Regions from separate parts of the Mus musculus genome. Here regions 2 and 3 are each linked to region 1. Evidence: chromatin loops called from intact Hi-C (ENCODE). Cell type or tissue: left cerebral cortex. All regions are shown on one strand.

The links. A loop is a pair of places that touch in the nucleus more often than their neighbours do. Peaks named below come from ENCODE experiments on the same cell type or tissue, not always from the same donor. Only the 100,000 strongest peaks of a DNase experiment are listed, where the experiment ranks them.
Region 2: it touches region 1 in a loop (5-fold over the local background); 3 of 42 quality-filtered maps call a loop at or near these places.
Region 3: a loop joins it to region 1, with 2.6 times the contacts of the local background. A loop is called at or near these places in 15 of 42 quality-filtered maps.

Annotation. Positions count from the first base shown.
Region 1 is chr10:78,380,249-78,388,248 of GRCm38, reverse strand. No RefSeq gene overlaps it. Among named protein-coding and RNA genes, the nearest start is that of Mir6907, 24 kb to the left of the region's middle. In left cerebral cortex, no CTCF peak of the experiment used is centred here; DNase peaks (open chromatin) are centred at 1,408, 2,519, 3,266 and 4,448; H3K27ac peaks cover 1,025 bases.
Region 2 is chr10:77,996,430-78,004,429 of GRCm38, reverse strand. Pfkl (phosphofructokinase, liver, B-type) reads left to right here. Exons shown (of 22, transcript NM_008826.5): 3 at 2,343-2,420; 4 at 2,930-3,119; 5 at 3,589-3,754; 6 at 4,251-4,295; 7 at 4,496-4,604; 8 at 6,811-6,906. Among named protein-coding and RNA genes, the nearest start is that of Pfkl, 9.4 kb to the left of the region's middle. In left cerebral cortex, a CTCF peak has its summit at 4,586; DNase peaks (open chromatin) are centred at 1,936 and 2,481; H3K27ac peaks cover 3,025 bases.
Region 3 is chr10:78,294,775-78,302,774 of GRCm38, reverse strand. The region is part of intron 2 of Agpat3 (1-acylglycerol-3-phosphate O-acyltransferase 3); the gene reads left to right. Among named protein-coding and RNA genes, the nearest start is that of Gm30122, 35 kb to the right of the region's middle. In left cerebral cortex, no CTCF peak of the experiment used is centred here; DNase peaks (open chromatin) are centred at 2,489 and 4,698; H3K27ac peaks cover 2,318 bases.

The sequences.
Region 1 (8,000 bases):
TGCTTGCTCCCAGGGGCCTTGTGCCAGGGAGCTCTGTCCACATTCAATTCCTAAATCCTCAGATGACCCACAGCGAGCCTGTACAGGAGAACTGAGGCTCAGCCCTGTGCTCCACGCACTGCCTGTCTGAAGGTGTCTCGCAGAATCTCAGAGCTGCACATAGATATCCCACAGTTCCTTGGGCTAGGGGGGACACATGGACACAGGAACTGTATTTAATTTTATTAGCAGTGATAATGGCCACCATTCAGAGCTGTCTTTTAGAGTTTCTTGCTAACCCTCCTTCAGCCCAGTATGCCAAGCAAAAGATACACCTGAATCACGAAGATGTCACAGGTTAAAAAAAAAAATCTCTTAATCTCTAAATGTCATTGATTTAACAGGTGAGCACACTTGCCACAAAACCAGGATTTGGGGATTCCTTGAACTTACAGAACCTACTCCTGCAAGTTGTCCTCTGACCTCTGTATGTGCACTGTGGCATGCGTGTGCACCACCACCACCACCACCACCACCCCCAGTTCACCCCACACCCACACCCTCTCAGCACATGTGTTAGTTAAATAAATAAGATTTAAATTTAAAACTTTTTTTTTGGAGGCCAGATGTGGTGGTCCACTCCTTTAGTCCCAGTGCTCAGGTGGCAGAGACAGGTAAGGTCTCTGTGAGTCTGAGACCAACCTGGCATACATAGCAAGTTCTAGACCAGCCAGAACTACATAGTGGGCCCTTGCCTAAACAAATAAACAAAAGAACAGAACTTGTAATCCCAGCAGAGGGGAAGTAGAAACAGGCAGATCCCTGGGGCTTCATAGCCAGGAAGCCCAGGCAGATTAAGAGAGAACTTCCAGGTCCTAGTAGGGTATCTAAATAAATAGATAACACACACACACACACACACACACACACACACACACACACACACACACACGTAGATCCAGGCGTGGTGGCACACACCTTTCATTCAGCACTCAAAGGTTGATGGGTGGATCTCTTGAGTTCAAGGCCAATTTGGCCTATGTAGTGAGTTCTGGGCCAGGCAGGGAGACAGCTGGATGTCTCAAAAAAGCAAAGTGAAAATCCAAAGTAAATGGATCCTAAGTAACAGCCCCAGATGTGGTGGTGGTCTTGCTCCTCCTCCCCCTCCTCCTCCTTCTCCCCCCCCCCTCTTCCTCCTCCTCCTCCTTCTCCTCCTCCTCCTCCTCCCCCCCTCCTGCTCCTCCTTCTCTTCCCTCTCTCTGTCTCTGTCTCTCTGTCTCTCTAGATTTATAACTGGTGAGCCCCAGTTAACATCAGAATATGTGAATTCCTCTCTCTACCTTAGTTTTCAGCTCAGTGAAGCAACTGGAACAAAGCATGTAGGTTGCTGTGATATATATATTTGCCTGCCTGTGTGAAGGAGTCAGAAGCCCTGGAACTGGAGTTACAGTCAATTGTGAGCCACCATGTGGTTGCTGGGAATTGAACTCAGGACCTCTGGAATAGCAGCCAAAGCTCTTAACCACTGAGCCATTGCTCCAGCCTCAAGGTTGAACTTCTATAGAGCTACAGGAAGCTCCACCCAGAGGGTTGTATGAATGTTCTACCCAGACAAAAAAAGCCCCTAGATGGCAGAGACCATACCCAAGATGCCACCCTCTTCTTTCCTGTGTCTCCTGTACCCCCCTTTGCCCTGCCACTTCTGCCTGTCTCCTGAGCTCTTCCTCTGCCCTGCCACTGGCCTGGCGTGGCCCATCCCGCAGGGCAGCTACTACATAGGAAATAATAATATATAATGTACTATGTATTATATAATATCACTATAGGGCATATATTTTTATAATTATATATTATAATATGTAATAGTAATAATATTATTATAAAGGAGATAAAAGAAAGAAAGCTCTTTTATAAAATAGCACATCTGACTATAGCTAATGCCTAAAGAGAAATTGGTCTCAAATAGATTATATATATATGACTGAGGCTTGTGCACTGTAGCTTGTGTCACTGTGGGTGTGGGCTTTAAGATCCTCATCCTAGCTGCCTGGAAGTCAGTATTCTGCTAGCAGCCTTCAGATGAAGATGTAGAACTCTCATCTCTGCCTGCACCATGCCTACCCAGATGCTGCCCTGTTTCGGCCTTGATGATAATGGACTGAACCTCTGAACCTGTAAGCCAGCCCCAATAAAATGTTGTCCTTATAAGAGTTGCCTTAGTCATGGTGTCTGTTCACAGCAGTAAAACCTTAACTAAGACAGAGGACAAAAGACCCAAAGCCAAAGACAAAATCCCAGACTTAAAGAGTCAGGACACTCAGGATATGACCCTCAGGGACACATACATGGACACCTGGAGTCTGACCCGTTAGTGACCCATGGTCCATTATACAAATGGCCATTCTTTAGGAAGACAACTTACACAGTGTAAAATTTACTACTAAGCAAGATAATGAGAGGCCCGCCTTTGTCCTCAGACAGAAACCCACACAGGAGTCCCAGAAAAGATCAAACACCTCCCTCCTCAACTGCTGTAGAAGAACGCCCACCTCATGAGCAGCCCGTCACAGTTCCCTCTCAGGGACTCGGTGCTGTTCCTTCCTGTGTCTTGGTCAAGTGTTACCTCCCACAGCAGGGCCTGTCTGACACTGTTTCCCATGGCCTTTTGGAGGCTCACAAGGGGACTTTCTCCTTGCCTCTCAGGCCTTTCTTATCCCCAGTGCCTGTGGTGTTTGAATAATCAACTCATGATATCTAAAGGTCCTGATCTAGGGCTACTGTTGCAACACAAAGGCCTCATAGCCATGACGGATACCTTTTCTTCCTTCCTTCCTTCCTTCCTTCCTTCCTTCCTTCCTTCCTTCCTTTCTTCCTTCCTTCTTTCCTTCCTTCTTTCCTTACCTTTTTCTTTTTCAAAGATTTACTTATTTATTTTATTTATATGAGTACACTGTAGCTGTCTTCCGACACCCCAGAAGAGGACATCAGATCCCATTACAAATGGTCATGAACCACCATATGGTTGCTGGGAATTGAACTCAGGACCTCTGGAAAAACAGTCAGTGCTCTAAACCACTGAGCCATCTCTCCGGTCCCCCTCAAATTTTCATCTTTATTTTATTGATCCAAATATAGATGGTTTTACTGTATGTGTGTCTGTTACCATGTGCGTGCTTGGTGTCTGCAGAGGCCAGAAAATGGTGTTGGAATCCATGGAACTGGAATTACAGATGGTTGTGAGCTACCTTGTGGGCGTTGGGAATTGAATCCAGGTCCTCTGGAAGAGCAGGCAGTACTCTTAACCACCGAGCTGTCTCTCCAGCCCCTGACTGATCCTTTTTCAGAAAACCTTGCTTCATGTTTGAGATTGACAGACCCTGGCCAGAGTTGCTTTCAGGGAATTAGAAGGCAGTAGTAGAGAAGCGGCTCACTGCACCCTGTAAGGGCAAGTGCTGCATCCTCCTGGCAATCCTCTCACTCTGGTGTGGCACGGTTGACAGCAAGCTTGTCCAGGGTGCACACATTCGTTTTATGAGAACTATCTATTAGTCCCTCTGGTCTTTTCTTCTCCTCTAAGCTTTCTGGAGAGGAAAGGAGTAGATCATGTGTGGCTGGCATTTATATCCCTGCTGGGAACATAACTAAAATGCTTTTTCTTTTCTTTTCTTTTCTTTTCTTTTCTTTTCTTTTCTTTTCTTCTTTTCTTTCCTTTTTTCAGGACATCCCTGGATTTCTGAGTTCCAGGACAGCCTGGTCTACAAAGTGAGTTCCAGGACAGCCAGAGCTATACAGAGAAACCTGGTCTCGAAAAAACATAAAAAAAAAAAAATCAAAAAGAAAAAAAGAAAAAGAATTACCATGGTCCTGGTGTCTTTTTATAGCAATAGAAATCCTAAGATACCTTTTGATCTCGGCGGGAAGACAGTTTGTCATGCGGCATGATCCCTCCACCTGGTCCTTGGCATACCTTGCTCCCAGAACCCCCTTTAGATTATCTCAACTTTACCTCAGCTCCTTCTCCTGTCCACGAACGAACAAGCCACCAAGGCCAGTGACCCCAGCATACCACTCTCTCTCCTCACCTCCTTGTGAAGCAGAATATAGTAAAAAAAAAAAAAAAAAAAAGACCAATTTCTAGATAGTGATTTATTGACTTATGTAGTGGTTTACTTAAAGCACTGCAGCTATAGCTCATTTCCAGGTGTGATTTTGAGTGATACATGGAACCAGGTGACATGAAGAAATAGATGAAACAAGGGGCCGTTGTCCTTGACAACCTGGCCGCAAATGCTTGCACCTATCAACCATCTATAACATGTACTTTTAGAAACAGAAAGCTGACTGCCACGTAGGCTGTGAAATCTTGCTCTCTTGCCTGCTCCTCTTGTGCTTTTAGAGTATAAAATGAGACCTAGCAAACTAGACCTGGAATGGGAGCTGTCCTGGCTTCTGTCCAATGGAGAGATCACTCCTCCACTTGTGTTGGTGCCTATTCCAGAGAGAGTCCTGCAACAGCTGCTTTACCCAATGCAGCCATGTGTGCTGAGAGGCTGGGGGTGTGGCTCAGTTGGTAGAGCGCTTGTCTAGCATGCATGGAGCCCTGGGTTTGAGTCCCAGCACTTCATAGAATGGAAGCAAGATGCCACACCCCTATAATGCACTTGGGAGGTGAGGCAGGAGCATGAATCACGTGGCCATATAATCAAGTCAGATGCTAATATAGGCGTCACTAGACCCTGTCTCAAAAAGAAAATAACATACTGAAGAAAAAAGAAATAAAATGTCCAACAGGAGCTGGTAATTATGTGGACATTCAGGTACAGGGTCAATCAGCCATCCCTTCCTCATGAATAAGGTGTAGTAATTGGGTCTTTGAGCTCAGTGTTGCTTGGTGGTGTAGTAATTGCCTAGACTATGTGAGGTCCTGAGTTCCAGAGCCAGAGCCAGAGATATTGATCTGGACCTGATCCTTCATAGAGAGAACCTGAAGTGCTAGTCTTGAGGTCAAAGGGCACAGAGGTCTTTAAGAAATGTAGACACTGGGGATGGAGAGATGGCTCAGTGGCTAAAAGAACTGACTGCTCTTCCAGAGGTTCTGAGTTCAGTTTCCAGCTCATGATCATGATGATAGCTCATGATCATCTGTAATGGGATCTGATGCCCTCTTCTTGTGTGTCTGAAGACGGCAGCGGTGTACTCATACAAATAAAATAAGTAAATCTTAAAAAAAAAAAAAAAGGAAACGCAGACATTGAGGTTGGGCATGGTGTCGCATGTCTTTAATCCCAGTGCTTAGGAGTCAGGAATAGGCAGATTTCTCTGAGTTCTGGGGCAGCCAGAACAACAGTGAAACAATGTCTCAAACACAATAAAACCAACCCTCCAAAAAAGAACTGCAAAGTTTGGAAAAACACCTTGGCTGCTGGAGAACAAGCTGACAAGCTCCTTGGGAGACTTCTTGGTGCCGGACTCAGAGCTTTAATACAACCTAAGATAAGTGTGCTGGTAGGCATAGCTGGGTAACTATCTGGGACTGGACTCTTCAGCAAGGAGGGGTGGGGTGGGGTGCGTGGAGCTGTTGAGTAACCTGGACTATACATTATACCTTCCTGTTCTGTAGTGGACACAATAGAATAATAGAAATGGATTTGGAAGGAAGGAAGGAAGGAAGGAAGGAAGGAAGGGAGGGAGGGAGGGAGGGAGGGAGGGAGGGAGGGAGGAAGGAAGGAAGGAAGGAAGGAAGGAAGGAAGGAAGGAAGGAAGGAAGGAAGGAAATGGGAAGGAAATGGGAAGCAGAGAGAAAAAATGAGAACCAGTTTGAGTGGAACAAAAAGACGGCATAGAAGGCAAAGATCGGCTGGTTCCAGATAGACACACTAGAAATGCAGTTGCCAGCAGTCTGGGGGCTCATAAAGCAGCCGGCCCCTTCCCAAAAGCCTGGCCCCTCTCCCTTCACTGGGCTCTCCTCTGCTGCAGCCACTGTCATAGTCAATTGTTGCTGATCAACCTTGTTGTGGGCTTCCACCATGGGTGGCCAGAGGAGCCAGGCTGTTCTGGGGGATTCTGGGTAGGGTCCCTGGTGGATAGATCACTGTTGGCACCCACAGTGGTGGTGGTCAGGTGACAGCTGAATGTCCTTCTCTTCCTCTGCATCCCCAACTCTGGTACACACATGTTCTTCAAGACATAGGGGATGAGTTGGGGGGGTCATACCCAACAAACCTAGATGTATTCTTCTGAGTGGCTGGGGACACACAGCAACCTTGGGAAGGAAAGGCCTTGGGGTGTTGCTACGCTCTCTCGTCGAGTCAAGCCGAGAGGCTTAAAAGTCACTCATGAGGCAAAAGAGTTTCAAGGAAGCTTTCCTCCTGGAGTCTAGCGTTCTCTACCCATACAGTAATTTTTCATTCCCGAGTTCCATTCCCGCGTTAGTCTAGTGTATGGATCCACGTGCTCTCTTTCAATATTTTCCTATCATAAGTGCCTTTTAAGATTGAATTCTGACATAGCTAAAGCCGTCTGCCAGTGTTCCAACAGTCCTAGTTCGTCCTTAGCAAGACCTTGGGCTTGGAATTCAGTACTGCCCCTGGTATTACACTATCTCTTTGAGTAAAAGTTAGGTCACTGCCCTTCACAGGAATCTACCATCACCAAGGAAGAAAGAAGTTTCTGACCGTAGGGGAAACCAGAATAGATGCTTAGAATTATAGCTGAGTTACACCTATTTACAAGAATTTACAATGGTTTAGGAAGCAGATTGGGCTGTGGTTTTAGAGTATTGCATTATCCATGAGATGGTTAACTAGAACGGAACTCCCTAGTTAGCACCATGACTTGGGTGTGAAAGCCCTTGCCCTAGGAGTGAAAAGTTCTCACACCTGGCGTCTAAGACTATAGCTGACCTTAGATAGGGCTGACTCTGTCTCAGTTATTTTATTGCCCAGTTCCTGCCAGTCTTTGCGTTTTCATTCCTCTGTTCTGTGTAAGAGTCATTAAGCATCCGGTTACCTCATTTGTACCTTGCGGATATGTCACCCAACTTCTTTATTGTCTTCTGCATAAAAAGTCTGATGTTCGATTTGAAAAATTACATTCAGATTCCACACAAACTCTCCTGTGTGCGTCTGTCTGTCATTCATCCACGCTTTGCCCACCCGCGTCGAGAAACCCCGTTCCACGCAGACACAGGGACCCAGAGGGTCTGCGGCAGGGTGTGGACAGCCCCTGTCCTTTATCCTATAAATGGTGCTTTTTGATTGTTTGTTTGACTTTTTTTTTTAACGTATTTTTTAAATTAGGTATTTTCCTCATTTACATTTCCCAATACTATCCCAAAAGTCCCCCATACCCACCCCCCACTCCTCTACCCACCCACTCCCCCTTTTTGGCCCTGGCGTTCCCCTGTACTGGGACATATAAAGTTTGCAAGTCCAATGGGCCTCTCTTTCCAGTGATGGCCAACTAGACCATCTTTTGATACATATGCAGCTAGAGTTGTTTGACTTTTATTCTTGTTTTGTTCTGTTATTTTGACACAGAGTCTTACTATGTAGACCAGGATCTCTTCAAGCTCACACATCCACCAGACTCTGCCTCCTGAGTGCTGGGATCAAAGGCATGCCACTATGCTCACCTAAGCCTTCTTTATTATTGTTTTTTTTCAAGGTTTTTTTTGTTTTTGTTTTTTGTTTTTGTTTTTGTTTTTGTTTTTGTTTTTTTTTTTTTGGTTTTTCGAGACAGGGTTTCTCTGTATAGCCCTGGCTGTCCTGGAACTCACTTTGTAGACCAGGGGCTGGCCTCGAACTCAGAAATCCGCCTGCCTCTGCCTCCCGAGTGCTGGGATTAAATGCGTGCGCCACCACGCCCGGCTTTATTATTGTTTTTATATCCAAGTATCATAGAGACTCTTATTTAATTTTAAAATTTATATTGGTAAGTATCTAAAAAACATTAGTTTTTAAAAAAGATGTATTTATTTATTTATTTTATGTATGTGAATACACTGTCACTGTCTTCAGACA
Region 2 (8,000 bases), 380 kb after region 1:
AGAGCCTGGTGTGGGTGGTGAGTGCCTCTAATCCCAGCACTCCAGCTGTAGAGGCAGGAGGATATCTTTGAGTTAAGAGACTAGCCAGAAAAAATCTTTATTTATTTATTTATTTTTAAAGATTTATTTATTAAGCCGGGTGTGGTGGCGCACACCTTTAATCCCAGCACTCGGGCGGCAGAGGCAGGTGAATTTCTGAGTTCGGGGCCAGCCTGGTCTACAAAGTGAGTTCCAGGACAGCCTGAGCTATACAGAGAAACCCTGTCTCGAAAAACAAAACAAAACAAAAAAAGATTTATTTATTATATGTAAGTACACTGTAGCTGTCTTCAGATACCCCAGAAGAGGGCATCAGATCTCATTACGGATGGTTGTGAGCCACCATGTGGTTTCTGGGAGTTGAACTCAGGACCTTCAGAAGAGCAGTCAGTGCTCTTAACCGCTGAGCCATCTCTCCAGCCCCAGAATAATCTTTAAAGCAAAAGCTTGTTTGTTTGTTTGTTTGTTGCATTGACGTGACTCACAGCACGTCTGTCACCTATCAATGTCTCAAAGACATCAAGGAAAGCTGATTAGCTGTGCTCTCATCTGTCCAGCCTTGCGCTTCCAACTCTCCCCATTCACGCTTAATCCTAAACAATACCCCTCATAAACCTCACCATCTCACCTTTAAACCTGTATATTTCACTCTCAGCAGTGGGACTGGGAAAGCCACAAGGCCCCACATGCCCACTGTTTAAAAGAAAAAAAAAATCCCTGGAGAAGTCCACGCTGTCGCTCTCCCAAGCCTCAGAGTGTTCTGTCCTCTTTTAAATGTCTTTATAACCCCACCTGCTTCTCACAGCTCTCTCTGAAATCCCTCCCAATTTGGAAGTAAGGAAATCTTGGTGCATAGAAGTCCCTGCAGCAGAGGAAGAGGAGCAATCGCTCCCCTTCCCTTGCCATAGGGAAGCTGACACACTCAAAGCCCAGGCACCTCTCCTGTGGGTCTCTGAGCTCAAAGTACAGCCCCCATTTACGTACCCAGTCACTAAAAGACCACCTACTAGGAGATAAGGGAGGACTCATTTTCCATTTAATTTTAATTAATTAATTAATTTAACTAATTAATTAAAATTTTTTATTTTAGATTTTGTGTTTTAGCACTGGTGTCTGAAGTCTTCCGACTTGCATGGTCTTTTCCCTATCATTGCTAGAGCTCTCGAGTGGCCAGAGGAGCTACCTACAATTGGCCTGGCCTGGACTAGGAAAGCTAGCTAGTCCCCAGACTGGGGTGCCTTGTCTACCTGGGGCTCCTTAGAACCTTCTGGTTAGATTGCAGGGCTGAAGGCTGAGCTGCTTGGGTGGCTGCTGTGGCCTGAGCTGACCCTTCACTGCCCACCCTCTGGGGCCCTGCCACTTGGCACAGGGAGGAGCACGGGGAAGAGCACGGGGAAGAGCTGAGTTGGACGGCCCAGGATAAGCATGAAGGTCCTTTCTCCCTGGTGCCCCCTGAGGCTTCAAAGCATCGTGGTAGAGGCCATCCATCTTGTCATCGCCTTTGAGAAGTACCCGCATCCCATGTCCATCTTGTATAAAACCTCCCTGTAGGCAGACACTACAGTGTGGTCGAGGTTCTTGGCTGGCACCTTGCTGTCTGATGAGCAACAGCAGAGTTTTGCAAAGGAGCCAAGTTGGGTCCCCATTATGATCCAATCCAAAACCTCCAGGATGAAAGATAGGTGCTCTGTGGTCCTGTGAGGGGCAGCACCCTGGACTTGCTCTGGTGTGAAGAATTGACCACAGGTACCTGTGGCTGCCTATGAGTCCATGGGACTTGTGAGTTCTCCCTTGGGTATGAGCCTTTCCATCTAAAGCACGTTCCCATGAGATGTGTATAGTGTGACAGCCTGACTTCTGCCTTTAGTAGGCATTACAAATGTGTGTGGGTAGGGAGGGTGTCATGCTCTGCTGTTGTGTAGCAAGATACACTTATATTCCTGTAGACCACAATCAGGTCATTTCCACCGCTCACACTGAGCAGATCTCCTTTGAAGGATATCAGCCTTCCCTTGGGGTTCTGTGTCCTGGCTTTGACTCTCTGACTTGGGTACAATGACATGAGCTCAGCTTGGGGACAGTCTTTGAGTGTCTGCTTGTGCCACAGCACATACTGTGCGTTTTCCTCCATAGTAAGCAGACCTTTAGGCATGTGGAGCATGCTCAGAGTCCCAGAGTAGGATGCTGGGCCTTCGAGTGGCAGGGCTTGCCATTGGGGCCCCTTGAGCTTGCTCACTGCCAGTGAGCACAGTGCTTCTGGCCACGATGGGGTTGCTCTCTCAAATGTCGTCCTTCGCTTGCAGGGCTACGAGGGCCTTGTGGAAGGAGGCGAGAACATCAAGCCAGCCAACTGGCTCAGCGTTTCCAATATCATCCAGCTGGTGAGGCTCGAAGCCAGGTGGCTCCTTCCCACCCTGAGAGTGTGTGAGCGCGTGTGGGTGTGCACTCATGCACAGAGGCATTCCGGCACAGAGAGCTGGTGGGCCCACAGACATCCAGACATGTAGAAATGACAGATAGACACACACACACACCAAGACATAATAGTCTAGACCAGGGAGGCTGTGGGTGGAGACAGGGAAGGTTCGGTTCTGCCTGGTGGGTGGTGTGTATGTGGGATGTGTATGGGTGGATGTGTGTGGATGTGTTGAGGTCTGTGTTGTATGTGTGTGGAGGGGGGGTGTGCTTTCTAGTTCTAAGATTGTAGAAACTCCCCCAAGGCTTTGGACTCAAGGAAAAAGGCCAGGGTGTGGGAGGAGCTATACAAGATTCTAGAGGCTTCTCCCCTGTTTAATTCTGTGGGGTCCACCTCATCCAGCAATGGCATCTCTCTGATGCCTCCAGGGACATTTTGCCACCCCACCTGAAGGCTCTTGTTTCTTCCATGCAGGGTGGCACCATTATTGGCAGTGCCCGCTGTAAGGCCTTCACTACGAGGGAAGGCCGCCTGGCTGCAGCCTACAATCTGCTCCAACACGGCATCACCAACCTGTGTGTCATCGGTGGCGACGGCAGCCTCACGGGGGCCAACATCTTCCGCAACGAGTGGGGCAGCTTGCTGGAGGAGCTGGTGAAGGAAGGTGGGTCCGTGCAGAGCTGGCTCTTATCTGGCTCTGGTGGTGGCTGGAAGTTAAAGTTTGTTCCTGATGTGGTATAGTCTGCAGGTCATAAGGTCAGCATGAGGTCAAGGCTCCTGGCTTGAGGAAGCCCAGGTGGTACCCTGTGTTCCAGCATAACATGTTTCCTTCCAGCTGTGTGGTGGTCATGCTTGTAGCTGATTCTGGAGAGAGTCTGATGTGGGGCATAGACATCTATTTGCAGAGGTGTAGCTATGGGTTGGGTGACATTCGATTCGAAGTCCCAAGGTTGCTGTGGGGAAGGTGCCTCCTTTGGGGAACCTGGAGCACAGTACCCCCCATTGGTCCTCCGGAGGCTCCTGGCTGGGCTGTACGCCTTCTTATAGATGGTGGACGAGGCAGAAAAAGGTGTGGAGGTTGAAGTGGCTGGCTAGGTGGTGGTCCTCATCTGGTCTTTGCTTCTCCGACCCAGGCAAGATCTCAGAGTCCACAGCTCAGAACTACGCACACTTGACCATCGCCGGTCTGGTGGGCTCCATCGATAACGACTTCTGTGGCACTGACATGACCATTGGCACAGACTCAGCCCTGCACCGCATTATGGAGGTCATTGACGCCATCACTACCACTGCCCAAAGGTAAGTGAGGATCCATACACATTGGCTGGCTTGGGGTCACGGTAGTGAAGCTGGCTTCCTAGGGGGCTGCCACTGCAGGGGCCGTGGGTGCTGGTGGCCAACGGGCTCTGCAACTGTATCCTCAGCTGATGGCCTCTAGGCCCATCCATGCCTCCTGTTAGAGGAGATTCTGGGGGTCAGCTCCCATCCCTCTACGTGTCAGTGGAGCACTAGCTGTGAACCCCAGCAGTCAGAGGCTACCACGTTCCACGGTGGTGGTACACCTGAAGGGGGTTCTTGGCCTCCAGCCAGGGATCACCAAGTCTGGCTCAGTACCAGGCTCTCAAGCTGTCTGGTAGACTGGTGGGTGTTTCCTAGCTCAGGGCAGCCCTGGGCATGAGGAGATGGGCATTGTCTTTTTTTCACTACCCCTGTCTTCTTGGTCTAGTGTAGTAGGTTAAAATGTGTGGCTCCCAAGACCTGGCTTTGATATCTACACCCATTTTCTTCTCCACAGTCACCAGAGGACCTTTGTTTTGGAGGTGATGGGACGGCACTGCGGGTGAGGAGGTTGATCCTAGTCGGCAGGGAGAGGTGGGGCACTTGGGGCCGGATGGGGACAGTGGGGGTGGGGGTGAGCACATAGTGTCTGGCATGTACTAGTTGATCATTTAATGTTATGAATATGAGGGAGCCCTGGCAGGCAGTAGGGAGAGAGACAGGGAGGAAGTCCCTAGCAGGCTGGCTCCTCTGCTCTTCCAGGTACCTGGCGCTGGTGTCTGCCCTGGCTTCCGGGGCTGATTGGCTATTCATTCCTGAAGCGCCCCCTGAGGATGGCTGGGAGAACTTCATGTGTGAGAGGCTGGGCGAGGTGAGTGGCCACTAGGGATTTCAGCCACTCGAGAATCTCCGAGGCAATTGTCCCTGAGACCTGTCCTTCTCTTACTGGTTCACAGCATCTATCCCTTCCCTCTGGGGAACTAGGAGGGTCATAGTGCTGGCTATTGTCTGCTCTTGCCTGTGTGAGGGTCTTGGTGCTCACTGCTACACATGCCTAGGTGAGGTTCATAGGGCTGGTGACTTAGACATTCCTGTGGTCCTACCCTCTGTGGGCAGAACCAGTGGAGACGTTCAGGTCACTGTCTGGGTCCATCTCTGTGGCCAATGCAGGGAACATGGCAAATTTGTTTCTTGGAGTGCTGGCTTTAGCTCTTAGTCTCTGAGAAGTGGCTTCATAAGCTAGGGCCCAGAGCAAGAACCCTGTGAGAGATAACCATGTAATGACCCAAAGAGTAGGTGAAGGGTCTGGGGGGGGGGGGGCTAGCTACTTGTCTACTGGGCCTGTGCTCCTGTGAGGGGGGGTGGGGGTTCTAAACCAGCATATAACTGTCTAGAAGTGTCTGCCGGTGGCGTATACCAGGCCCTAACTAGGGAGTCCTGGAAGGAAGGGAAATGGTAGGAGAGGTACCTCTAAGACAGCTGGTGAACTAGCTGGTTCCTTGGTCTGTAGCAGGCTACTCGGGACACAGCTCTTGGGATGAAACTGAGGTGATTCTGACAAAAGTAGGTAAACCCTACTCTGCAGAGACCACTCAACCTGTCTGCCCAGTGACTCTGCCCTTTTTATTTCTATATTCTGGGGCACCTATGTTCTGAAGGAGAGGTAGAATCATGTGACCAGCCCCAGGGCACACCACAGGTCCCTGTCCCCAGGGAAGGTGGTACCTCCTTACACCTGTGCATCCTATCCAGGCAGTAGAGCTTCCTGGGGTCATGACCTCTTTCTAGAACCTTCTTGAGTGAAGCTTCAGGCAGGATGGAGGTGGACTAGTCCTAGCTGTCTCAGTGAGTCCTGAGCACCTTGGGTCTGCGTACCTGGTTCTGTTCTGTCTGTTTAGGACGATTGGCTTCTGTGAGCTTTCGCTTTTTTTCCTGAAGAGGCAGGCAGTTCCTGCCTTGCCCATTGCTCAAGCACCATCGAGGGATGGGAGGAGCCCTGGCTTTTACCCTCCACCTGCAACCTTGGCCTGGAAGTTGGGCTCCTTGCCAGCATCCCACTCCCCTTCCAGGAAGCCCTTTCTTTCCCTCTACTACCCCTGGGGCAATTCATAAGCTGCTTCCAGCTTCCTGAGGCAGGAGGAAGATGAGTTCTATGCCAGCCTGGGTGCCATGCAAAGTCTAGGCCAGCCTTGGCTGTGTAATGAGATTCTCGAGAGCTGCTTCCACCCTGTCCCTACGTTAGCCTTGGGGGTCATTGCTGCCTTGGAGGCTTGTGGGGCACAGCGATTCTCATGAAAGTCTGTCTGTCTGTCTGTCTGTCTGTCAAATCTCTGAGGGAGGTATCATAGGTGAGAGTGCTCCATGATGATTGGATTAGCAAGTGGGACTGTCATACTAAGAGAGCTGGTGCTGAGCCTTATGGGTCCCCTGTGCTACCTGTTGGCCTCCTACTAGTTCTTGGGTAGAGTATGTCCTGGACCCCTGGCTGATGGTTGCCATTGGCAGGGGTGTCTGGCTGGGGTCCCTCATTAAAGGATGCAGAAATAACTTGAGATGGGACCTGAGGGTCCTTGGTGAGCTAACTATAGGAATGACTATATGTGGCATGCCCCCTGCAGACACCCTATCCAGTACCTGCTCATCCCCTGCCCCCACTCCCTAGCCTATTGCTTGTTACCCGCTATGGGGACGGTAGGATCCTAGTTGGCTGGCCTCCGCTCTACTATGTACTTCGGGTCTCTTTTCCTCTCTCAGAGGTGGGGAGAAAGTTCACTTTGCTCAAGTGGGTTGCAGATACAGTTTCCTAGCCCCCAGTGAGTCTTAAAGATTTATTTATTATATGTAAGTTCACGGTAGCTGTCTTCAGACTCTCCAGAAGAGGGTGTCAGATCTCATTAAGGATGGTTGTGAGCCATCATGTAACGCTGGAGTTTGAACTCAGGACCTCTAGAAGAGCAGTCAGTGCTCCCAACCGCTGAGCCATCTCTCCAGCCCGACCCCAGTGAGTCTGGCTTGGTGGCCATGTGTATCGAGTGGTCCATAGCTGGAGAGTGAGCCCAGTGTCTCTTCTCTGATAGACTCGGAGCCGAGGCTCTCGGCTGAACATCATCATCATCGCAGAGGGTGCCATTGACCGGCATGGAAAGCCTATCTCATCCAGCTACGTGAAGGATGTGAGTATGGCAGCTTCCCGGGGCAGGGTGGGTCCCCTGACTCCAGCAGCATCTCCTGAAGATTGGTGCTGGTCCTGCCCTGGGCAAAAGTAGGCACTGGGACATTACCTGTTGTGCCGTGGCTGGCTGGGATCTCTAGAGAAGCTGAGGATCCAGGTCTGGTCCAAGGCACTGTCCCCCGTATTGTGAGCCCAGACAACCTGTTGGGTCCTGACTTTATTCAGTCTGTGTATCTGACGGGGTCCCTCAGCACCCCAGTATTAGGTCCTAGCTCTGTCAGCTCTCCAAGTGATAGAGTGCCCCTACCTCCCCCTTCCATCCCCCCATCCCCCACCCCCCATCCCCACTCCCCACTCCAGACTCAGCACTCAATAGCATGGAGCTGCCAGATGTGTGCACACCTGTAATCTCACACTAGGGAGGCTGAGGCAGAAGGAATGTGAGTTCTGTGCCAGCCTGGCATCCGTACAGATTCTAGGCCAGCCCTGGCTGCATCATTAAATTTTATCTCAAAACAAAACTAAAGGATCTGGAACATAAGTAGTGGTTAGGACTGTGAAGAGCTTTTTCTCTAGCCTCTGGTGATAATGGTGGTGGTGACAGTGGTGGTGGTGGCAACGGTGGTGGTGGCCATCCCTCAGGGAAACCCAGCCCCTACCTTTTTCTCCCCCCCCCCCCCCCGCCCCCTCAGCCAGTGATTGTGCTTCCATATCTTCTGATTCTCTGCTAGGTCTCTACCTTATTTCCTGTCCTCTCTGTAACTAGGCCTCCAGAACCACAGAGGTCCAGCGGACACTGAGCAGAAGTGCCAGAGACTACATTCAGCTTTGAATAGCCAGGGCTGCAGGCCATGAAACACAGCCGGTCCTGTATGCACAGATACATCTCTCTATGCACAAACACACGGACCTTCCATGTACACTCACACGATCACATGACCCGCACATATCACGTGAACCTCACACTTGGATAGTGTGGCTTATTTCTCAGGCTGGTTTTGGGGAACCTCTGTGTTTGTAAATCTAAGGCAACATGGGTGGACCATGGGATCTAGGCTCATAGACAACTGGACTGAAGGGACCTACAGACCCTCT
Region 3 (8,000 bases), 85 kb after region 1:
ATACCAGGCTACCCCCTGCTGTGAGTTTCTGGTTGGTTCTCTTGTCTCTTCTACCCATCTCACAGTGTGAGTCCTGCGATGGCACATGTGTTTTTTATATGAGATTCAGGGCTCAAACTCAGGTGTTTAGGTTTGCATGGCAAGTATCCATTGAGCCATCTCCCAGTCCTAATAACTCCTTGTCCTTGTAGACTTCCCCACTGTCAAGGGGTAGCTATCTAGCAAGAGAAACCCTTGGCCAATGGGAGAACATATAGATATTTGGATAAAATCTAACCACAGAGCTTTAAGTGACTGTATCAGTAAATAAATAAATAAAAATAAAAAATACTTGTTCTATAAGCCAGATTTTCTATAAATGTTACCAAGACCAACATTCAAGGAAGCCCAGGGGCTGAGAGGCACAGTGGGTTAAAGCTTTCCAAAGCCACTGTGAAAGAGGAGCCAAGCCTAAGCTCTGTGTGTGATGAAGCACATTAGTGTCATCTGTCAACTTTAAGTTGCCGCTGGAAGCCAGGCAGTGGTGGCGCACGCCTTCAATCCCAGCATTTGGGAGGCAGAGGCAGGCGGATCTCTGAGTTTGAGGCCAGCCTGGTCTACAGAGCCAATTCAGGACAGCCAGGACTACACAGAGAAACCCTGTCTCAAAAAACCCAAGGTGTGGGGAATAAGGTGGAGGAAGTAACAGGCCAGCAAGTTTTAAATGACTTTTTTTTTTTCTTTTGTTGTTGTTGGTTGTTCTCCTCCTCCTCCTCCTTCTTCTTCTTTTAAGTTGTATCTTATGTTTGTCCAAGAGAAGGGCCTTGAACATACTGTTTTATAAAGGCTAATCGCTGTCAAAAACCATCTTAAAGCTGGGTAGTGATGGCACAAGTCTTTAATCCTAGCACTCAGGAGGCAGAGGCAAATGGATCTCTGTCCATTTAATGGACTCTATCAGTTTAAGGCCAGCCTGGTCTACCAAGCAAGTTCCAAGACAGCCAGAGCTACACAGAGAAACCCTCTCTCTAAAAACAACAACAAAAGCCATTCTAAATACACATGTCATATATGAGGTATGCTAAGAATAATAAGTTTAGCACAATTATAAAAATGTAAAATGAGCTGGGTGTGGTAACACACACATTTAATCCCAGCATTTGGGAGGCAGAGGCAGGCAGATCTCTGTGAGTTTGAGGTCAGCCTGGCCTACATAGTGAGTTCCAGGACTGTCAGAGCTACAGAGTGAGACTGTTATAAAACAAACAAACAGGCTGGGCGTGGTGGCGCATGCCTTTAATCCCAGCACTCGGGAGGCAGAGGCAGGTGGATTTCTGAGTTCGAGGCCAGCCTGGTCTACAGAGTGAGTTCCAGGACAGCCAGGGCTACACAGAGAAACCCTGTCTCGAAAAACCAACCAGCCAACCAACCAAACAAACAAGAAAATAAAAGTAAAGTGAAGCGACTGCAGATTTTGCCAGTTACTTTGAAGAACTTTAGGGATGGTTGGGTTTTGCTCTAAATAAAGCCACACAGGCAAATAATCATCCCTGCACCTGCAGCATAGAGTGAGCTCCTGAGAGAAACAGAGTAGCAAGCTGGCGTCTCTACATCTTCAGCCATGAGAAGGACCTGAACCAAAGGAATAAGACTGAGATGAAGCCTGGAGGGGAGAACTACTGTAAGGCTACTCAGCCAGATGGAGCCTTACATGTGAAATGCTAGTGGAGAAACGTTTCCTCTCTTCTCTTGACTTTGTACTAAATCTAATAACTAGATCAGAATAAGCCAGCGGCCCAGCCAGCCAGCCTAGGGAGCTCTCCACTCCAGAAAGCTCATCAGCATGAACAAGGAAGCCTCCTGGGCAGCCCAGCAGGACTCGGGCTAGAACCCTGCTCTGATCCATCTTACTCCTCCAGTGACTGTGAAGCATCCTCAGGCCCCACATTTAGGTGCCCAGAACTGCCCATGAGCAACACAACTTGTAACTCAAGGAAATAAGAGTTTATTCTGGAGCCAAATACCAGTGACCAAAGCCCAGGCACACAGATTCAGGGTACCCCCAAATACCCCACCATATCGCAGTGTAGTAACAGCTATATGAAATTTTTATAACAGAACAAAGAAGTCATACATTAAGGTAGTATCAAAATACCTTGGTGGAAACATCTGGTAGGTTGTTAAGCAAAATGGGGAAGCCTCTGACGTAGGCTTCAGATGCTGTCAGATGGCATTCGTAACCCTCAATTGGTGGGAATTAGGGGACTCAGTACATTCCAAAAGGATTGGCCTCAATCATAAAAATATTACATCAAACACAGAGGTGGGCTATGAATATCTCTTAAGAGGGCTGAAGATAGCTCAGGATGATTTAGTTCTGCACCTGTAAGATTCCGTCTCTCTACAGTCACAGAAATGTAAGAAATAATGAAACAGCTTTGATGTATCGGGCTGCCTTGTGAGTCATTGGTGTGGCTCATCTTCTTTTTTTCTTGGGAATGCTGGTTCACAGAAATTTCTGTCTGTGTGTGGGGGTGGGTGACATGCCACACACAGAGTCTTGCTGGGGAAGTGCTGGCTTCAGTAGAAAGAGCAGTTGTATCTAGAGACAAACCACCGGGACGACAAAAGTTGGTGTTAGTTGCTATTCCTGGACACATGAGGTCTGGTTCACCATGCCAGGTATATGCAGTCTGTGTAGCTCAGAGATCCACTAGGAAGTTCTCCAGGCTGGGGGTAGAGATCAGTCAGAGGCAGCATCTTTGCAGAAACCATTCAAGGTCCTGGATTCCTTCCCCAGCACCACAAAGAAAAAACAAAACGTGCACAGTGACAAAGTCCCATCCTCTTCTCCACCGATGGTGCGTTGAGCTGTGGGCTTCAATATTGTCTTTCTATTTTCTTCTTCATTTACTTTTGTCTTTGAGACAGGGTCTCTCTACATAGCCCTGGCTGTTCTGGAACTCACTACATAGACCAGGCTGCCCTTGACCTCACAGAGACCCACCTGCTTCTGCCTTCCAAGTGCTGGAATTAAAAGTGAACACCACTACACCCAACTGTCTTTCAGCTTTTTCATATTTCATAATTGTAGAAATAACTACTTCGTGCCCAAAAAAATATGAAAAGCAAAACAGTGCCCCAAACCCTATTGCTCTGAAGCCAGGGTTACCTTAAGAATGGATAATTAATGTCTTCCAGGGGAGGGGACACCTGTGCCTTATAATGTAGTCACTTGGTGTACAAAAGTCTTTCTCAGACAACCAGTGCGGAGTCTGCAGCTATGGTTTGGCAGCTGCATGTCCCAGGAGATGGTGTATTATAGCTACAGTGGCTGACCTGTCATGGGACACTGTGACTGTGCCTTCAACACTCGGTCCCAGTCCCCAGAGGTCTTCATTGTGCCTTTCTTGGGCCAAGTTCCTGCCTGTGGTGACCCCCGTCTCTGTTGTCACTCCACTTCATTCTCCGGGTGATGGCAAAAGTGAGTGTATCCCTTTTCATAAAATCAAATCTTTAAAAGGGAAATTATTTAGACTCCAGGGGTATGTGAGGTAGGTGTTTTCAGAATTAGGTTTGTAAATGTTCTGGTAGCTCCAGGAGACTTGTGGGTTGTTATTGTTCCACTGTGACCTGGAGGGCCAGGTGGCTTGGCTGCAGGCTACAGTGTTGAGCCTGAGTTGCATGCTGGACCCAGAGTTGAGGAAAACCTGAGTCAGTCAGCCCCTTAGCCCCAGGGCTAAGGAACCAGGCCTTGGTGGTTCCTCACAGGGAAGGCTATGAGCCCCTGTGTGGACCTGTCTACTGCATGCCGGGGGAGTGGTGGACTGTGAGTCTGAGTGTTAAGACACTTTCTTGAAGCTGGTCTGCCATCCTGCCTTCCTGGAAGCTCTCAGCCATGTTGTGTGACATCCGGAGGCCCCAGCTCTAGGTGTTTCTACGTATTCAGTATGACAACTGGAAAATATCCCCCCCCACACACACACACACCTGCAGGGCTAGCACCAGCTAAACTTGGGGTACAGTGGTGAGAAAGTACCTCCACCTCCTCGGGAAGAACCAGTTGTTAGCCCAGGCACACCCCAGTCTCCAGCCTTGTCTCTGAGTGGCCAGCATGGAGGGTCATTTCATCTTCTGGACTGTAGTTCTTGCTTAGCTTTCATCTCTGGCTCCTCCTCATCAGACACAGCCTAGGGGCCCCTCTCCTTCTCTGTGTTGTTTTGCCTTGCTGCGTGTATTCACCACCTCCATCAGCGGATACTGGGTCATTCCATTATTGCTCTGTAATTCCAGACTGGGCCTGTGGCCCTTAATCCACAGAGGAAGGGACTGTTGTCTCTCTGCCCAGTATAGAGAGGCAGGTTAGGCTGCAGAGGGCTAAGGGAAGGGACCATGGGGAAAGACCCTATACTGCGGCTTGGTGTGAGGTGGTATGACCCGGCTGCAGCTGCTTCCTGTACTTGGTGAACTCAGGCAGAGTTCCCAGGTCAGAAGACTGAGCCGTACTTATAGTGTGCCCTGAGAGCACAGCCTTCCTGTGAGCCCCGAGTGTGACATCGTCCCCACCCACCAGCTTCCTGTGGTAAGGGAGTATAGCATTGCTTGAGGCCGGGCCCTGCGGAGCAGTGGGTGTAAGACTGCTGAGAGTGTGGGTAATCTGGCCTGGGCACCTTGGCAGCTGGGAGCTTGCTTTTCTGCACGCTGCTTTCCTGCCCCCTCCACAAGCCCTGCCGCTCTCATGTGCCAAGTGTGAACATGAGCTGGCCACACAGCCAGCCCTGACGTTTCACCCACTTGGCAGAATGGCTATTTTTGTACTCTGGGACATAGCTGAGTGTTCACTACACTATCCCCACTCCTGCCAGCTGAGTTCTGTTGCCCTGCTGTGGGAGGAGGCTACAGACTCCCCCAGCCAGGACCCCAACCAACTGGAATCCAGAGCCCAGGGAGAGAAGGAAAGCAGAAGAGTGGGTAAGGAGCCGGGGCACCCTGGCAGGAGCCTGCTGGGGCTGGGAGGGCAGAGGGAAGCCCGATGGAGGGCCTGCTTCCTGCCGGAACGGAAACGCAGGGACAGGCTCAGAGTGGCTTTAAGGGCACTGACCCTGCTGACCTAGATTCCCTGGTCACTGAGCAGAAAGAGCCTTGTATCTCCAGATATAGAAAGCCAGGCTCATCCCTCAACTACAAGAAGGTTGTATAGGTTCCCCAACAACTAGCCAAGCCGGGTGGCCTGATGGGCCACCTTGATCTTGGAGTGGGATGGGGGGGGGGGCGGTGGAGTGACTAGGATAAGTTATAGACCAAAACTTGAATTTGGTGTCAAGTTCGGGGACAGCAGGGAAAAGGACACACATAAGAAGGTAACAGTTTCAGGGCGTGGGGAGAGGAGAATTTAGGTATGAATTTACATATTTTTCTCACGGATGACCTCTTCAGAATAGGCCTCCTTCCTGAAGGGTCTACCTACTTCTATGGAGATCTGAGCCAACCCCTCCCAGGGGGTCGCAGGGCAGAAGGCCTGTTCCTTATCCCACTTAGCCCATGTAGCTCCAACCCCTGTGGCATACACGAGGAGGGGTGTGGTCAAGGTGGCAGGCTCTGGGAGTGGTCACTGCAGCAATACAGGTCCCAGGAAGGGGTGAAGGGCACCGACTAGAAGTAGAGAGCAGCCCAAGGTCAAGCTGGGTCTGTGAGTATTAGATGGCCTTAGGCTACTGCATATGCCTGTGGCAATTGCAGTGGTTGCCACAGAGAAGCATGACCTTGCTGCTTGTTAAGGGTGGCCTCTGTTACTCCTCATATCTTATTCTTATGTACCACTGGCTGGATTAGTATTTTAGAACCTTTTTAAAACACACCTACTGAGATTTTCTGAGTTTCTTTTCAGACATGGAAATCAAGTATTTGACTGCTGAGAGGATGACCCCAGTGCATGGGAGAAAGTGGGCCCCTTTCTAGCCCTTCCATGGTTACCCTGCAGGCCTGACTTCTCGGTAGCTGCAGGTCCCAGGTGGTAGCACCCCACTGCCGTGTGCCCTGTGGAGGCTGAGGTGGTCGTTCTGAGACCTACTTAGTTTGAATCCCCACCTTCCTGAAAATCTAGTTTACAAGCATGAAATGTGGTGCCAGTTTAGTGCAAATGTTTCAGTGCCCTTGTGCTTGATCAAGGTCTGTTAAAGGCCTTCAGAGTGCCTGCACCTCTGGGATTGCACAAGATAGCCACTCTCAGGAGGACTCTTCAGTGGCCCTGTGGCACCGAGGGAGCCTGGGGCAGGGCCGGAACCCCTTGGAGAAAAGAGCCCCACTCCACCCAGCTGGGCTGCTCCAGACCCACCTTCGGCCCCACCTAGCCCCTTGGCAGACAGTATGTCTCTTCTGATTCTTCTGGTTGGTGGTCACAGGACCTCAGGCTTCTGAGAGGATGAAGACAGGCTGCACATTACAGGTGCCTGGGCTTTGTCCTGAGGGAAGGAGCAATGAGCTCCCCCGACCCCTCAACTCCGCCCATCCCCCCCTACCCCCACCCAGGAAAAGCTAGAATCCAACTCCACCAACTGTTTTTTTTTTAAAAGATGTATTTACTTTATGTGTATGAAAACACTGTTGTGAGCCTTCATGTGGTTGTTGAGAATTGAATTTAGGACCTCTGCTTGCTCCGGTCAGCCCCATTTGCTCCAGTTGACCCCACTCACTCTGGTCAACTCCACTCACTCAGTCCCTGCTCGCTCTGGCCCAAAGATTTATTTATTATTATAGATAAGTAGACTGTAGCTATCTTCAGATGCACCAGAAGAGGGAGTCAGATCTTTTTACAGATAGTTGTGATCTACTATGTGATTGCTGGGATTTGAACTCAGGACCTTCAGAAGAGCAATCAGTGCTCTTACCTGCTGAGCCATCTCTCCAGCCTTCCACCAGCTTCTTAACTGTGAGTGGCAGTGTGTGTACAAGAGTGCATGACCAAGAATGTCCACTGTGATGCAAGAGCTCTAGGAGCAATCGTCATTGTGGGCATGTGTGTGAGATGGCCGATACATCATGTGTGTACGTATGTGCATACTCATTGTGTGGCTGTTCATGAATGTGTTAGACATGAGCATACATATGTATATGCATGTATATGGCTATACCTTTGTGCATTAGGCATATATGTGTCCTGCTCATTTGTATACTATTAATATGTGTGTGTGTGTGTGTGTGTGTGTGTGTGTGTGCACGCACATGGGTGTGTATAAGTGCAAAACATGCATGTGTGGGAGCCTTGGCCCAGGGTGGTGTCCTGGGGTAAGAGACACAGCCATGCCTGTGAGCTGGGTCCTGTCACAGGCCCATTGTGGGGTCATCAGGCCTGGGAGCTTTGTGCCTCCCTCTGCTTCCCTCCCCACCATCGCCACTGCTCAGGCTGGGGCAGTCACAGAAACACCCTGGAGGCCGTAAAGATTCAGGAGCTGGGGACTTGGGGTAAGTGAGGGGCCTGGAGTTTTTCATTTGCTCTTGTGCTTGGTGGCACTGAGGCCTGATCAGTGGAGTTGCATCTGCTACCCCTACTGTCTACTTCCCTGCCAAGGCTCACTGACTCCCTGTTCTTCCTCATTCTTTAGAAACAGCCTAGGGGCCATTAGGACTCAGCTGCAACCATCCATCTCATACTAAAAGCACCCAAGGTGGGGGCATCTCTTCCCTCTGGTCCCTTGACTCCTAGAAGGGGGAGGGTCTCCAGGCCTTGCTGGTACTCACATAAATGGCTTCATAGTTCCTGTGCAGTAGCCAAGGGGACCAAAATGGACTACTGTGTCTTGAATGTGCCTTTCTAGATCAGAGGGGAAGAAGAGCTTCCCTTCCCTGGGACAGCAAAAAACTTGCCTGGTGTCTCTGTCTCTGTCTGTCTCTCTCTCTCTCTCCCCCACCTCCCCTCCCCTTCCTTTTCCCTCTTTTTCTCTCCCTCTTCCTTTCTCCCTCCCTCTCTCCCTCTTCCTCCCTCCCTCCCTCCCTCTCTCCCCCACCTTCTCCCACTAGCTAGA